Linked DNA regions of Mus musculus: region 2 is linked to region 1. Evidence: chromatin loops called from intact Hi-C (ENCODE). Cell type or tissue: heart. All regions are shown on one strand. Each heading gives the region's core, and the rest is flanking DNA. Links, peaks and the distances in the headings are about the cores only. Region 1 holds the start of Fras1 (Fraser extracellular matrix complex subunit 1). Region 2 overlaps Fras1 (Fraser extracellular matrix complex subunit 1).

Region 1 (8,336 bases), core at 229-8,228:
TTCCACGCCAAAGGAGAGGAATAGGGGTCTGTTAAAGAAGATCCAGATCCAAGCAGGGTGGGCGCCAAGCTGGGCAACCGCACCTATATAGCTGGCTGTTGAGCCCTGGAGCCCAGGTTGAGTTCCTGTGGCTCCATACCTATAGTTACATTGTGTATCTCCTCTCCTGCTGCGTTCTTTCTCATCTTGCCATATCTCTCCTCTTCTCAGGTCTTGCAATAGAAATAGTCACACATGGGACCACACAGCTCAGCAAAGGGACTATTTAGTGAAGGAAAAACGTTAGTTTCCTATAAAGTTGTAGGTAGTTTTTGTCTGATCTCTGTGACTTTCAGGTACTCCTAACCAGCAAGTGTTAGCCTGTGGCTATTCAGGGTGTTCCAGGTGCAAGAGGGAGGTACCCCAGAATCTAGAAAACAACAGATGACGTCTGAAAAGGCTGGCAGGAATCATGGGAAGGGCAGGTCGGCTGAGGTTTTCCTTAAAAGCCGAAAGCCAATGTAACCTGCACGAGAAAAAGAAATGAACTGTGCCACGATGGTCCCCATGCTGCGTTTTTATTGGCTGTGGCCATTTGGCCTTTCCAGTGACCTCCACTGCCTAGCTTCCTGCTGTGGAAGGCACAGAAGGAGTATTAAAAATATGTAACAACTGCTAAGGCAGGGAATTCAACCAATGAGAAAAAAAACCCAAAAAACCAAAAGCCAAACCAAAACAAAACCCTTGTCGCATACAATTGCTGTGATCTAAACAAGGTGCAAGAATTGGCTAGCTACCTGGAGTGAGGGAAATAAAACAGAAAAATGCATTTTAAAACCTGGGAGGGTTTGCTCATTTTATTCCAGTAAAGCTGTTCTAGGCATAATGCAATAATGGTTTTAACCTTGTGTGCATTTCAAATGATACCGACAAGGAAACTTATTTCCCACAAAACAATGAGTTGCCTCTTCCTTTTTATAAAACAGTATCTGAGTTCATAGAGAATGATTAATATACTGACTGTATGAGCAATGCAAAAAATTCTACATAGAAACGGACAGAAGCAAGTATCGGCAGGACGCTCGGAAGAAAGAAATACAGAAAGATAAGGAAGGATGCATCACTTTCCCAAGAGCAGAAAGATAGAGATGTGTAAAACATTCATCATAGAAGGATATCTTGTGTTTTCCTTGATCACTTCCCACTTGGTTTTCTCATTGAACCTGGAACTTACCCATTTGGCTAGTCTGGCCTGGTGGGGAATCCCTACCTCTGCTTCTCCAGTGGTAGGGACGGAGCCTTCCCCCAGCCCAGGCTCATTATGCGGGCGCTGGGAATCCAAACTCAGGACTTCATGTTTACACAGCAAGTGAGCAACAGCTGACAAACCAGAAGAAATGCACTAAAACCTCTAGAACTCGAAAGGCTGGGCTAAACCAGAGGAGAGAGCTCCAGGGGAGACTGGAAGAGGCTGTACAGAGTAGAAGGGAAACAGAGGGAAGAGAGAGAGAGAGAGAGAGAGAGAGAGAGAGAGAGAGAGAGAGAGACATAGGAGGGTCAGTGAAGTACAGAGAAGGAAGCAGACGAGAGATAGTCAGGAGAAACAGTGGACTCTGGGACAAAGATCAGCAAAGCCCCTGTGGCAGCAGGGACGGTCCTGCTGGAGTGTTGCTGTCCGTAGGAAAGCTGAGGCAGTATGAGCAGTGAGAGCAGCACGGTGAGGACTTACTAAATCCCCACGTGCGACCTATGTGTCCCTGTCACTGTCTTCCTGGTAAGGGGTCGTGGCGGGTGGGCACACAGCTCATTCTTGGAAGAGGAAGGTGTTTCATATGGGCCATGTTGGCCTGGCTACAGGAAGGGCTCATGGGTGTCCAGGTTACAAGGTGTAGGGTCCACTACTGTCCAGGGGACAGGATAGACAGACAAATTGTTGTGTTAAGATACTGAGATGTGGTCATCTGACTCTCATAGTAGGTAATGCTGCTTGTTTCAATGTGCTGTTGTAATTAACCATCTGACTCAGGGCCATCAGTCACTGCACTTGTCCATGAAAATAACAAGGGTACATGTCTCATATAGTTACTGGCAGATTACATAGCAAAGGGTCCCATGTTAGATACAAAGTGTTCAGTCTATAATATCTACCTGATAAGCAGCAGTGAGGCCAGGTGAATTTGAAGAGACAAGGATGGGGCTGATCAAAGAAGATACTGTGGGATATGGTGACAAAAGTTACGGGATGTGGGCATATGAAAAAAACAGTATTAAGGATATAGAATTCCCTGTGAACCAGGATTCTAGTGCTCTTGGAGTGAGAACCCTTGGACTATTTGCTCCTGGGGTAGAGAGAAGACCATGGGAGCTGGTGGAGGGCTTCTGGTGAAGGGGAGGGGACATTTTATGAACAATTTGTTAAGAACCACAAATGTAGTATATGACAATACCTCGTGGTAATGCTCCCGTCTCTCCCTTCACCTTTTTCTTTTTAAAGATTGTTTTCCTTTAGCAAGTCCAAAAGATGGTTTGAGACCCCTTTGGGTGCCACAGTTCTATGCTTTCTTAAAAATGAAGTCAAATAGTTTATTCTAGGGAAACCAGCTGTCTTAAGTTACTCCTAGTCAGTGGTGGCTACAGAAAAAGTGTTTAGGAGGGGTTAGGAATTGTTAGGGTGTATCCACCTGAATTTGGACAGTACTTTCCATTGGTCTGAGAAAATAGTTTCTAGAGGAAGAGGGGGAAGTGGGAGGAGGGAGGACTCAGGTTCCATCCAAGCTGTGGCTGAACTCTGGCGGTGATGATTACTGGCTTGATTCAGTTCATTCTTTCAACTAATGTTTACAGAGTCCCCATATGTGCTTCAAATACAGAGATAAAACCGCTCTGTCCCCACAACGGCTCTGGGAGGCATCGAGGAATTGCTGGGCGATTCCTAAGTCCTTTGAATACTCAACAGCCACACCCAGGTTAATCAAATGTTTCGGTGCCTAAGTGGTGATAGTTACAGGGACCCTTCAGTTTCATTTCATCCTCTTATTCTAAAAAGCAAGGAATTCAAGTACTACTGGCATGCTTTAGAACATGGGCCTTCCCTATGATCGTCAGCAATATTGGAGTCTACTAAGATCCCTGCCCACCACCCTGAATAGCTCGGTGTTCACTGCCACTTCAAACTCCTTTCTGGACAGTCTAGCTGTCACAGCTCTGCCAAGACAGAGAATCTTTTCTGTCTGGCCTTCGAAACCCAGTCTGTATCTCTCCCGTGTAACCATCCCCAGTTACAAAATGATCAAACCTGGACCAGCTATTTTTATTTAGTCCTCTAAAAATAGCTATCACTCAGTACTGGCTGGAAACCAGACCCCACCCTATCCCTCAACTACCTCCAGTGTGCACACCAGGATGCTTTTGCCCTGACATTGGCTTCCCAGTCTTTGACATTTGGAGGCGCAGCTGGACTCACCCAGACTGTGTGGTGTTTTCATCTTTTAGGAAGCTGTAAAGGTGCACTCACCGTGGGAATCTCAACCTAGAACACACGTGCCCCAAGACTGCTAGGTTGCAGGGAAAACCCCTGAGGGTCCAAAATGCGAAGATGGCCAGTCAGCTCTGCTTCAGGCTCTGTGTTCAGCAGCAGTGGGCATGACGAGAGGTGGAGAAGTAGCAGTTAGGACTTGGGTGTGAGCACCCTGTCCCCAACTAGCCTCTCCTGTGGTACCCTCAACAGTGTCTGAATGGAGACCTAACCTCCTGTTTCCACCCGCCCTCGGTGTGACCACTTTTGATCCCGCCTCAGACAAAGCCAATGCAACTCCTGCAGGATGAATAAGGGGATCAGGTTGCTCTCTCGCCTTCCCCCACCCCCTCACCGCGGCTCCCCTTCCCCACGTGACTCTCTGGAATCTTTGCCAAAGCTCGTAGTCTCTGAGTCCATTTTCACACCCAGCAAAGGAGAGAGGAAGGAGGCGAGAGAGGCTGAGGAAGGCGGAGCGTGCGTGCTTTAAATGCGAGGATCCACTCGGGGACTTATCCTGTGCGTTTCCAGGCCCCTCATCTGGGGAGCATTGAGTTCGGAGGGGTCTTTTCCAGCCTCTCTCTTTCCTCCTTGCATCTACAATTATGGCTCCACCTCCACTTGGGTAATCGCACCTCCGCCCTGCAGCGCAGCTCGGGGTGCACGGTGCGGGGAGGTGGGCGTCGGTGTGGAGCAAGCCGCGCCCCTCTGCCCTCCTCCTCTCGGCGAGGGGCGGGCGCGAGAAAGTGGCAGCAGCGCCCCCCGCGCCGCCTTCCGCGCGGAGCTCTGGAAGCGCCTGCAGCAGCCGGGCGGCGTGGTGCGGTGCGGCTGCAGCGCCCCCGAGTCCCGGAGCTCCTGCAGGGCCGCACAAAGTTTGCAACCAGCGGCCCTGCACCGCCCAGCTCCCCGAGCGCTGCTGTAGCCCGGCCCGGCGTGTTCGCGGGGACCCGCCTCGGCCGATGCTACACGGACAGACGGGGGCGTGCCGAGAGAACTTTGAAAAGCTGCCGAGGAGGAACCTGCTCCTGCAGCTCGCCAGTTGGGGACCTCCGGAGGAACTGGTCTAGCCCGAGGCAATGCTGCGGAATCCCAGCAGCCGCTGACCTGCAACTTTCCTGCTAGTCTTGGCGGCGATCTGAGCTTTGCCTCCTCCTCGCAGCCTCGGCTCACGTTGGTGGCCGCTCTGCTGGAGAACCCAGTGAGCCTCGGGGCTGACTGAGTGTTACTGTCGGCCGCATCCTTCTGCGGTCCACCCGGCCAACCTCGGCTCCCGGCCCAGCAGCCAGCGCTTCCCCAGTGTCTGTGCGTCCCGGTTCCCGGCGCCGGCGCCACAGCCTGAGGTTTGGCAGAGAGCAGGTTCTTGGATGCTGAAGGCTGGGATCTTCCTGCGAGAGTGCCGCGGCGGCGATGGGTGTCCTCAAAGCGTGGCTCGGGGTGGCCCTAGCGCTGGCGGAATTTGCAGTATTGCCTAATTGTGAAGGTAAAAAAGAGCGGAACCCCGTGTGAGTTCGACTGTGCAGTTTAAGACACTCAGCCGGGTTTAGTGCTGTGGGTTGTTGGGTGGAAGTTTTGATTTGAGGCGATAGGTGGACACGGAGTGGATTTCCTTTTCAGCTGAAATCCCCACTCCTGGTTTCTCTTGCGGTCAAACCTCAGCCCGGCCACGGCCTCCTCTTTGCTTTTTGCGGGTGGGTGGCCTTTTGAGGTGATATTTCTGAACCCGGATGAATCTTCCTTCCACTTCTACCCTACTCCTCAAGGAAAAGCAACTACTCGGAACCTAGGTGAGAAGCGAGCAGTTGCTCTCACTTTTGTGGAATAAAATCCTCACCCAAGCTCCACTGTTCTATTTTGCTTTCCTCGCCCCAGTAACTCGCCCCCCCTCCCCTTAAAGACCACTTAAGATTTTATAAGTAGTATTCTGGATGTTGAGATTTCAGTTGTAATGAAATAAATTTTACTCGGGAGCGAGAGCACGAGGCTGCCTGCTTCTCAAGGAACAAAAAGTGGTCAAAGAGCATGTATGCACTTCTCTTCTCCCTAGGTTTTCATTGCGCGCGCGCGCGGGGGGGGGGGGGGTGTTCCAGTCCACTTCTTCAAGAGCTTGGGGAGAGAAAGGAGACTTGAGTGTTGTCATCAGGATAGCTTTCGTAATCTCAGCTCAGATAATACATCAGTAAATCTGATGAGGGGTGTGTGTGTGTGTGTGACATGTTGAGTCTGGTGCTGCTTCCCCCCGCCCCGCCCCCCCCCCCGCGCCCCTAGGCGCGCTGAGAGCTCCCACCTGCTCAGAGCCGCGGGGACAGTGGCTGGGTTAGCATTTGCAGAGGGGGAAGGTGGCAGGCTGGGAGAGAGACAACTTCATCCACGGCTGGGCTCTGGACTTTCTGCTTCCACTCCCGGCTCCATTCATTATTCATCCAGCTGCAGGAAGAGTTCACCTGCCCAGTCGCAAATCATATAGGCAGTGGCGTGCACGTGTCGCTTTTCCTGCATCATAGGTGCTGAAAGGGGGCAACTGGAGATTCAGGAGGGTAAAATCTCAGGTGGGCTTCCAGTCTTCAGACCAGTGGCACCTCTCTTCCTTACCATTTTTTTCTCATAGCAAGCAGCCTGGCCTTGGAAGTCCACTCGTGGACTTTCCCCACAGGTTTAGGCACCACCTTCTCACACTGTCGTGGGAATTATGTCAGAAAGATACTATTTCCAGGAAAAACACGCCTGGGGAGCTGTGCAGAGTTTTTCAAACTATGGACAACCTGTTTTAAAAGAATTGTGTGTGTGTGTGTGTGTGTGTGTGTGTGCATGGTTTTTGCATACAAAAAAAACCCCAACCTTGTAAGGTTTAATTATAGTAATTAACCAGATGGGAGAGTCAGCCCGGGCGCCTCAAACTTCAACTTAGAGCTCAGAAAAATTACAGTTACACTTGGTGGCAGTTTCTTATTTAAAAATTATATCCCAACAACACAGAGACTATGCTATCACTCCTGGATTGCTCACCAGGGGGCAGTTGGAGCGATGCTGTTTCTCAGAAGCAAATCTCTTGAAATGACAAAAGCCATTATTATTAAGAGGCTATGGGGTATGCTCTTTGGAGGGCTGGTAGATATAGCTGGCAAAGTGTCTGAAGTGCGCTCACACTGAAGTGTGTGTGTCCTTACAAGGTGGAGAACTTTGCATCTATTTTCTTTACTCACTTTCAGAGCATTCTGCATCTGCTCACAAATTAGGTCCTAGATTGCAAAAGGTCCGAGAACTCCCAACCAAACCTAGATGCTTGGCTCTGAGTGAATGAACCCAGCTACGGATCACATATTATTCCCCGTGCTATGCCGAGTAGTTTACACACCATATCTCATTTAATTTGTTTACTTGTGTGATGATGGTCGTACACATACGAATCAGCTGTCCTCTGATTAGGCTGTTCCTTTGAGCCAGTCAAGGCTCTCTTTGCAAAGAGATTGAGACGGAAAACTTGTGAACTTTAGAGATTCCCTTAAGTGTTGTTATTCACCCAGGGAACACTTTTTAAACCAGGCATCTACATATGCTTTGCTGGACGGGCCATATCATCACATTTCAGCCTGCCAGCTCATGGGAGAACTCACTGTTTTCTTCTTTGTGAACAACAGGGAGTGCAGTACTCCAATGAATTCTTCCTACAGCGACTTTAGTGACTCTGAGAGCAGCTCCAGCAACTCCTCTGTCTCCACCCTGGCTCTTGGCACTCTGAGTTCTCGAGAGCACCAATCAGAAGAGGGAATGCCAAATAACATTCTTTTCAATTAACTTAAATAGATCAGCCTCTGTGATGAACTAGCTGACCTTGAATGAACCATCTAACTAGATGAGGGAGGTATTATGTCGTGATAGCTTTAAATATGCTTTGTAATTATGAGAGAGAGGGCGGGAGAGAGAGATAGACAGATATATATAGAGAGATCAGGGGTGAGAGCTATAGATCAGTGATCAGTAGTAGAGCTTTTGCCCAAGGCCCTGAGTTCAACACCCAGAAAGGCAAGGAAAAAAAAAAGGTTGTGCTGAGACTTTCGGGTTCTAAATTTTATCTTAAGTATCAAGAGAAAGATGAATTTTTATAACCAGGTTGATGGTAGTGTTATCGTATATTGCCTCAAGATTGCTAAGCTGATAAACTGTGATTTGAGGGCTTAATAAAATCAAAAAGTCACAGGGAAGCTTCAAGCATGGCTGCTTTCTGAATCCGGGAAACCGGAACAGCATTTTCTGGAGACTCATCTTGAGTGGTGCTCACATGTAGAAATTATGCGGGTTTAAACCAGATAGACGCCGGGTATGGACTTGGGAAATACTGTTGGAGACCTGAGCCCTAGATTGGGTCTACTACTACTGCCCCCTACCCCATGACTTCAGCTAAGCCTTCACATCGCTCTAGTTTCTCCTATGCCCATTATTAACAGATTACAGTGGAGAGGCTCATTTGATGGAGACTTTGTTTTATTTTCAGATACATCAGTAGTTTTGGTTCTGTGTTTGGCCAGAGAGTTCCTTTGGTGAGGCATTCTGTGCTTGAAGCTCAGCATTGGAGAAGGACTGCATTGGCTGGACAAGCAGCCCTCCCCTCCATCTTTCATTCTGTAAACCTTTATTGAGAGCTCCTAGGTCATGTTAGCCTTGGTGGGACTTGGGACTTCTTACATCTTCGGGAACAAGCAAAACATTCCTTGCATGTCTGATTGGTCTTCAAAGGTATTTACATATCCCCAAATTTATAATACCGGTGAAAGAGCAGAAGAGCTGTGAGGACTTGTGGTCCTTCTTGGGTCTCTCAGGATTGAGATTTTTACAGGCTCCAGTTGAT
Region 2 (8,336 bases), core at 143-8,142, 300 kb after region 1:
AGGAAGGGCATCACCTGCCTGATGGAAGGATGGCAACCCCCATCAGTACCTTTACCCAGCAGGACATCGATGATGGCGTTGTGTGGTACAGACACTTGGGAGCCCCCACGCAGAGTGACTCCTTCCGCTTTCAGGTGCCCTCTGCTTCCTAACCACCCTCATTCACAGGCCACGTGGGCCATTTTCTTCAATTTGTCTGTCTAGAAGAGGGAAGCGTAATTCATAGCATTAAGAATTTTGTAAATGTGTTTATTAGGGTGAAAAAGAATAGGTACTACCTAGGGATCTGTTATTATCTTTTATTAAAAATTGATGATAGACCAGACCATAAGGAGAACTGTAAAAGCTAAAGAATATCAAAGAATAGCAGGTTCAGTCTGGCGATGCTGGATATAAACAAAGTCATAACAAAAAGGTAAACATGGTTGTTAAACCACATGGTATAGTTTAAATGTTCTTAAAGAACACCAAAGTAGTGAGCCATTAAGAACCATTGAGGAGACAATAACTTTTGAAGACTTACGTGAAGTATATAAAATTGTATTCACAAGAAAACTGATGGTACTGCTTATTATTGAGTAGGAGAACACAGAGCTAGGCAGACCAAATGCTTGACTCGGAGGCCTAGCAAAGCACACGGAAAGGCCACGGAGAGCTAAAAAGAAGAAATTGGTTCGTTTGACAACACCAGGAGTGACAAATGAGTGCCATGCTGATTCCTTGAAAAGAACAACAGGATGAGACACAACTATAGCAAGAAGGACTTAGAAGAAAAACTTAGACAGAAATGCTAAGAAATAAGGGACGGTGTGTGAGAAGCTGTTTAAACAGAACAGAGAATTCTATAAGACATCAAGAAATAAATCTGCTCACGGTGATCAGCCCACTTGGTGTCCCCTTCAAGTCACAGTTTTCCTTCACCTAAGGATGTACTCCACTTCTAATGCCAGGCATGTGTGTCTTTGGTGCCTGACTAATTTATATTGCATAAATCATGTGCTTTTCCAAAGAGACGGTTGATAGAAATATGGAGACTATTAAAATGAGGTTATTTTCAGCACATCAAATGTATGAAAGTGAACAAACGCTCTGTGCCCTTTGCTCCAGTTAACTTCTCAATTTCAGCACCTGGGATGGCAGTGGTCCTCAGAGAATGAGTCAGGATTGAGGCAAAGACCTCAATCAAAAGAAGTCACCTCAGCAAACTAGACCCCACAGATCTGCCTTCCCCTTCACAGGGGTCAAGACCGCGTGTTGTCACTACGGAGGCTCTCCCTGGAAAGGGATTCTAAGCACCTGCTTAAAATGACAACAGATTGCCTTGCAATTTGATTACTGAGTGAAATAAAATATTGGAAAATAAGCAAGAAGCTTCTGATTTAGGGAAAGGGGAAAAGAAAGAGGACTTCTTAAGACAGATATGGCGGCATGTATTTATCTATACTTCTAAGCACTTTCTAAGTGCAAAGATCAGGAATTCAAGGGCCTCCATTACGTAACAAGTTCAAGACCAGCCTGAGATACATGAAACCCAGTCTCAAACCAAAGATTGCTCACTAGATTTATGACATACGCCTGAACATTACTACTTAGAAGGTGGTTCCCTATAGAGTCTTCACATTTCTTACATAAAACATGACAGAACTCCTACCCTGAAATAGCTTTCAAAGTGTTGGTGATATTCTTTAGAAATATCCTCAAGAATGACAGAGTATCATTTTAGGCATATGGGTTTACACTATAACAAATTAACTAAACACCATCCAACCTGTGGTGTGCTAGGTCAAAGAGTCGTCACTGTTCTTGCTTAAGAAGATTAGTTATGAGGTAGAGAGCTTGGCTTAAAAAAAAGAAAAACAAAACAATTTGGAAATTCCCTCTGGAAGCATTCTGAGAGGCGGGGGCTTGGGGGATTTTGAACAGGGACAGCATCTTTATTCTATGTGTGAAACGACTCTGAGCTGATGTTCTCCTGGCCATAAAAGTGTAGCTGCCTGTTTTTAAAGTTTCATTACTTTGTAGGCATACCTTATATTTTGATTTGAAATGCACAGACAATTTATCCATGTGCTAAAGTAAATGGTTAGCAAATTTTCCCATTTATCACCTTAGTGTACCTGGAAGATTTTAAACCAAAAGGATGGTATCATAATGTTTTTTCCCTTCCTCCCCCCCCCCCCACTTTAAAGCAGGAAATGTAATATAATGAGCTGCATAGATTTAATTCTATTTTAATGCTGATTTGCTGTCATGAGCCATCAATGCAGCCCATCTGTTACTTTGCATGTATGATGGGATTTATGTAAGGCGAGTAGCATCTTTAAATAGAGTCGATCTAGTGAGCCGGCAGGCACATCCACAGTCATTTTTGGTGTAAGAAACTAGCTATGTATTCAGATCCTGTTGACGCAGTCCCAGAAGATGTGGTTTGCAAAACACTAACATTGTATTTCACTATCAGTGTCTTTACTGGGAAGCTACTCTGACTCATTTGCTCTGTTAATATACCCACGTTTCACAACCTGACCAATGTTGTTTCTTTGCCTTAACAATAGAAGGGAATATCTCCCCCAAGCTCCTGATTTCTTAAATCTACCAAGGTCATCTTGGCCAATGGCAAGAGTATAAACTCAACTGAACTATTTAGTACTCTGACTTTGAGACATTGCTCTATTTTTTTTTCAATTTCCTCTGTACAAAGTGTGATAATACTATTGCTTTGTGGGGAATAGGAAGATCACTTTTGAAAAGCTATTAAGAGCTAAGCCCACACTAGCTGATCAGTGAAGTAGGGCTGTGGTCATTGGTATCACTTACAGCAAGATGCGATTGGCATCTCCTTGAAGACACCTGGCTATCTTGAAACCATCCTGTGGGCATCTGACTTAATCTAGAGGATAGCCGAGAAGATGGTTTTCCTATTGGGTGCAGGGTACAGTACCCTGCCTTCTCATATTATGTAAAGTAAAGAACTCATATAACCACCTGTAACTACACAAGTCTCCACCATTTGTGTGACAAGCCTGAGGAAACAGTAGAGACAAGAGAGACTTGAGGCAGCATCCCAGTAGCACTGAGAAGGAGCTAGAGAAAGTGATGGAGACCACCACAGGTCTGGGGGCTTGTTTCTAACAGGATCTCACTACTTAGCTATGTTTAGTCTCCAATTCATCACTTTAGCTTCCCTAGGGCTGAGATTAAGGGCGTCGCCACTATCCTCAGCACAGCTTTCAACATTTTGAAGCCAAACAAACAAATAATGTTTGTGATCACTGCCCTAACTGTAAATGTTACTAATGTATAGCCACGAGTGTGAGATGTATGATTAATGGTCCATGTGTCAGTATATATACTAGGTATAGGTGAAAGGAATGGAGTGAAAAAAAATCATGCTATAGACACATGGTAAACCCTATAGCCAGAAAATTTATCCACTTTCAAGACTGTTTACTACTCTAGCAAAATATCATAGCATTGGTTAAATAAAGAGAGTGTTACTAACTACTCTAGGTGGTGAAATTCTATATTTTCTTTCTTATTTATACTCTCTTGGACTTTAGAAACTGCCTGAAATACTTAATTTGAGTTGTGGCTTGGCACATATAGAATTCAGAGGCAGATGGCTCAGTAGGGAGATTAAGGGTGAACATGCTCTACCCAGTAGAAAACGAAAGACTCACCATGATGATTTTGTTTTTCAGGTGTCTAGTGCCACCAGTGCCCAGGAACACCTGGAAAGTCACATGTTCAACATTGCAATCTTACCTCAGGCGCCTGAGGCACCTAAACTCTCCTTGGGGACATCTCTCCATATGACCGTGAGTTGGATGGGAGGGCTAATGTTTCCCTCTTGAACAAAGTGCTCACTCATGCAGAAGCGAAGTGAGCCAGTGCCCTGGTGTGGGATATAGTAAATGCTTTGCCCAAAACCCAGACAACAGCCCTGGGAAAACATTTCTTATTAGCCTGAAGAAGGAACTTAGAGCCCCACCCAGAATAAAAGATTATGTAGACCCTATCTTGACCACCCAACCATCACCCCTTGCCTCCTATGGAACCCCATATAGCTACAGTGCCTCTCCCTGAGTATGTAAAAGAACCTTCCTGGGTTTTAATACACCTCTAGGGTGTGCTTATTCTGCCAGTTATAGCGCCACCTAGCTGGAAAAGCTGTTCCTTGTGTATTAAAGTTCTATAAGAAGCTGGCTTTCTAGTGTAAGCTTCCTGGAGAAGGTGGTGTCAGTGCTAAGTCTAGAGAAATTAATAACAACCAGTTATCCAAGTGAGTATTGGGGCGAGGAAGGAAGGTAGGATAGAGGAAGGAATGGCCAAGGGTGTTCAGAGCACATGGAAGACCTTGAGGTGAAAAAGCTAATGGTGGCTGAGAAATAGCAGATAGTGCGATGCCCTGGAGAAATGAGGAGAGCATATTGGAGGTGCGAAGATCATTACACCCAATCCCAGAAGGCCTTGCATGTTCTGTGGAAAAGAATGTGACCCATGCAAAGATCTGGCGCTTATGTCCATCCATGGCCCATGGGATACATGAAAGGCAGCCCAGACACAAAATCATAAGCTAGCCTAAAACACTAAGATTTTCCTAGTGCTATTCTAATGACTCAATTGCATGATTCTTGAACATAAATATTGTCGATGTCAACATCATATTACAGTGGCAATGCCTGGATTGCATGAAGGATGATGGTACCACCTGGATTAGCCTATAAAGCTCAGCTAAGACAAGCAGGAAATACTAAATCTACTGTAACCCCATTTCTAGGGTAGGTAGAATGCTAGATTTTTCTTTCAGACACAGCCATGAGCATGCAAAACCCTGTAAATTAATTATTATGGGTCCACGTTTTAGTTAACACCCACATAATTACACTTTGAGGTAAGATATCAGCCTTGAGCCACAACAAAGAAAACAGTGATAGTTTCAGAAATTACAGGACTGGGAATGACAGAGACACAAAGGGGGAAAGCAGAAAGTTTTTAATGAATAGCTAGTATCGGCATTTCCAGCGTAAACTGTAATTTAAAGAAATCATAATTCAGCAGCATTATAAAGTCTATAATTCATCATTCTGACTGGAGAAACTTGGATCAGAATTTTCTCTAAACTGTAAGGAAAAAAAAGTGCATACACATTTCTTGCCAAATGCAAAGACAGCACTGTTATTTTGAGTTTAGAGTGGGGGTAAAGAAATGGGCCAGAAGCCATGGAGGCCCTGCCATTTGCTTTGCCATGGTCTTCTAAAGAGACTTCAGCTTTAATCTCTGGCGGCACACTTGCAGAGTGGGTCTGTCTGTTTGAACCTTGCATTTCTCAAAAGTGAGTTTACTGTAAAATGTGATTTAGCCTACATTACTTAGAACATACAGAGTTGATATTCCTTTTGACGTTAATTAGGGCTGTAACTGTAAGGCATGCTTGTTATGTGTGACAAAATGCAGCCGCAGTTCAGTGGTTTGAACTCCTCTGAACACTGAAGCTTTGCACATATTTGGTAAATTGTAAAGACATGGGGTAAATACAGATGAAATATTTTTATATCGTCCACACAAATATTTCACAGGTGTGTTTGAAAGGAGTCTGCCTGTGCGTATTCGGTATTTTCTCTGGGTGCCCATGACAAGTGCTGAAGAAGATGCTGGAGAGTTGGTGACCTTAAAACACAGTTTCTAGTTCAAGGATCTTTGCATCTAGGAGTAGCTAGGCAAATAAATAAGCAAGGGAGTCCTACTGTGCTCGAGGCCACAGCAGAGCAACCATTCCGGAGCCAAGTAGGAGGGTGCCTTGTGTAATGAAGCATGGGAGAGTCACAGGGGCTTCCTCTAGGAGAGGAGCTGAGCGGTTGAGTATAATTATTTCTAGATCAGGGTTCTTAAGGTCTCAGACTTAAGTACGTTTTGGAGCCACCTGGAGAGTTATTAAAATACATTAGCACTCACTCTGAGTTTTCTAATTCAGTAAATCTGGTTGTGGAGTCGCGAATCTGCAATTCTAGCAAGCCCCAGACGATTCTTCACAGTAGCTGAGAACTGGGAATAACCTGAGTGTCCATCAGAGGACAAAAGCGATAAAGGAACTACAGTGTGATGTGTGTGCATGTGGATGTACATGTGCACTTGCACAATACAATATGATACAGCCATACAAAAAAAAAGTAGTCCCGTCATAAGGTGCAACCTAGATTAGCCTCTAAACATTCAAAGGGAAATAAGCTAAGAACGATGTAGACCAATAAGATCTGGCTCCCCTTGTACAGCAACGGAAAGATAGTCAGATTCGTAGGAAAGGAAAGCAGAGCGGTGGTTTCCAGGGTGGCGAGGAGAGGAAGGGACAGAGGAGAATATACTTGGTGGATGTGGAGTCTAGGTTTTCTAAGGTGGCAGATTCTACCACATTTTTTTGTAGAGCATCATGCCTTATAGTTAACAGTACTCTACACTTAGCAACAGTTAAGATGATTAGAAAGCCAAAGGGCAATTAAATATGGAGAGATTGTAGAGACGAGGCCAATCAAAATACACAAAGACCCCTAAGAATACAGCTGTGCCTTTCATTGAGGTCAGGGGGATAGTAGGAATGGCAGCCTGAATCTGGGATGGGTTTACAAAAGGCATCTGGAACATATAATATTTCTGTGGGAACCTGACTTCTATACTTCATGTTGTGGAAAGCCATGACAGGTGAGGAACAAGATCTGATGTCCTCCTGGTACCATGGCTGAGAACAGCCAATAGGGAAGGTGAGAGCCCCGTGAAGCCATTGTGAGTGTCAGGGAGAGGCTGGCCCAGAGCAGAGCGGGAACCTCAGAGGGAAAAGGACTTGGAATCTAGATGTAGTCAGAGGTGATAGAGTATGATAAAAACTCTTATTCTTAATCTTTGGCCAGATGTTATTTAAAAAAAAATAGCTTCTATAATTATTTCCATGAAGCTTAATCTCCCACTTTTTGATGTCTTTAATTGGTGAGTATTGGGTATTCCAAATAATTAAAATTGACTAATTTGATGTATCACAGCTTCAATATTGCTTTAGGAAATTAAGTCTTCCCATTTTCTACGTAATGTCTATTTTGATCGGTAAAGAGATGGGCTCTTTAAGTTCCAAAATAGAATGTCTTGGCTAGAACCTGTTCCCCTTTTCAGTAGTCCTATGTTTATAACAATTTTCTTCTTATCATTTTATTGTTTAGAAGCATATGAATTTTCAGACACATTGCATGGCACTTTGAGAATATTTGATTATAGTGGTTTTTGACATTGGAAGAGGCTAAACCATGCTGAGCATGGTGCTGAAATTGCACTTTCTGTCTATTTATCGGTACCTACATGGATGGTCTGTAAACATCTTTTATGGGGCAAATATTTTTAATTTGTTGTCCTTACTTGTTTTATGTTAGCATAGCAGGGTGGGGGAGACCAGCTGCTGTTGGAAATTCTAATTTTCTTGCTCATTACATTCCAGACCTGTGCAAGTGCCTGAAATGTGACTCTTTACTGTAGGGGATTGTCCTAACCTGCAGACGCTGCCTCTCCCTGGGACAGCTATGCCTTTGGGACAATTACAGAGCAACTGGAGCCCTCAGCGTTTTATGGTTAAAAATAAGAATACCACACCCTCCTATAAGCAGGAGTGAGCCCTGCTTAATCCTCTTCTAAATGGGGAAATTCCTTCTGAATGGAGGAGGGCTTTAAAGGCACAAGAGCATGTCAAACTCTACTCTACCTTCAGGGTCAGTCCAGAAGAGTCTGCAGTGAGCAGGCTGCTTTGTGTCATTTTGACACAGCACCTGTGACCCAAGCCCAGACCCAGGCTCACACTAGTGTTCCCTTTACTTGCTGACACACTGGTTTTGTGACAGCTGTCCTCAACTCGCTGCTGTGCAGGAGATGAGAATCTGACCCTCTGGGTTTCTGAGTGTTGTCTGAGTTGTGAATATGAGCAGAGGAAACACCATCTGGGTGGAACAAGCTGCAGACACACTGTCCAGTTAACACTGTTCCACCTTGTTCATTGAAAGGTAGAAGAGAATGGGGGAATTTAGTTCCTCCGAACAGTACAGTAGAAGCGAAGATAACAAGGGGGATGCTCCTGTGCTTTGATAAGAGGATGTCTTGAATGTAAGTGGCTAGCCACTTTTGGTGCTGGAACTGGGCTCATCTTTAGCCCCTTGAAGCCCAAATGCTGAACAGTTCCCATTGAGGCCTGGGGCACAGGAGTCCCCCAAAGAACCTCGTGGGGCTAAGACTTCAACCTCTCAGCCTGGCCCTCTCAGTGGATGCCAGATTCACTTTTAGCCTGTGAAGTCAGTGGAGCAGAGCCA

What was found. Peaks named below come from ENCODE experiments on the same cell type or tissue, not always from the same donor. Only the 100,000 strongest peaks of a DNase experiment are listed, where the experiment ranks them.
Region 2: a loop joins it to region 1, with 4 times the contacts of the local background. A loop is called at or near these places in 8 of 42 quality-filtered maps.

What each region holds. Positions count from the first base shown.
Region 1 is chr5:96,369,913-96,378,248 of GRCm38, forward strand. Fras1 (Fraser extracellular matrix complex subunit 1) reads left to right here and starts at 4,043. Exons shown (of 74, transcript NM_175473.3): 1 at 4,043-4,973. The coding sequence starts at 4,901. In heart, for the core only: CTCF peaks have their summits at 4,446 and 6,491 (motif pointing right); no DNase peak of the experiment used is centred there; H3K4me3 peaks cover 4,260 bases; H3K27ac peaks cover 3,233 bases.
Region 2 is chr5:96,673,566-96,681,901 of GRCm38, forward strand. Fras1 (Fraser extracellular matrix complex subunit 1) reads left to right here. Exons shown (of 74, transcript NM_175473.3): 31 at 1-134; 32 at 3,702-3,818. Among named protein-coding and RNA genes, the nearest start is that of Gm52781, 30 kb to the right of the region's middle. In heart, for the core only: a CTCF peak has its summit at 4,161; no DNase peak of the experiment used is centred there; H3K27ac peaks cover 179 bases.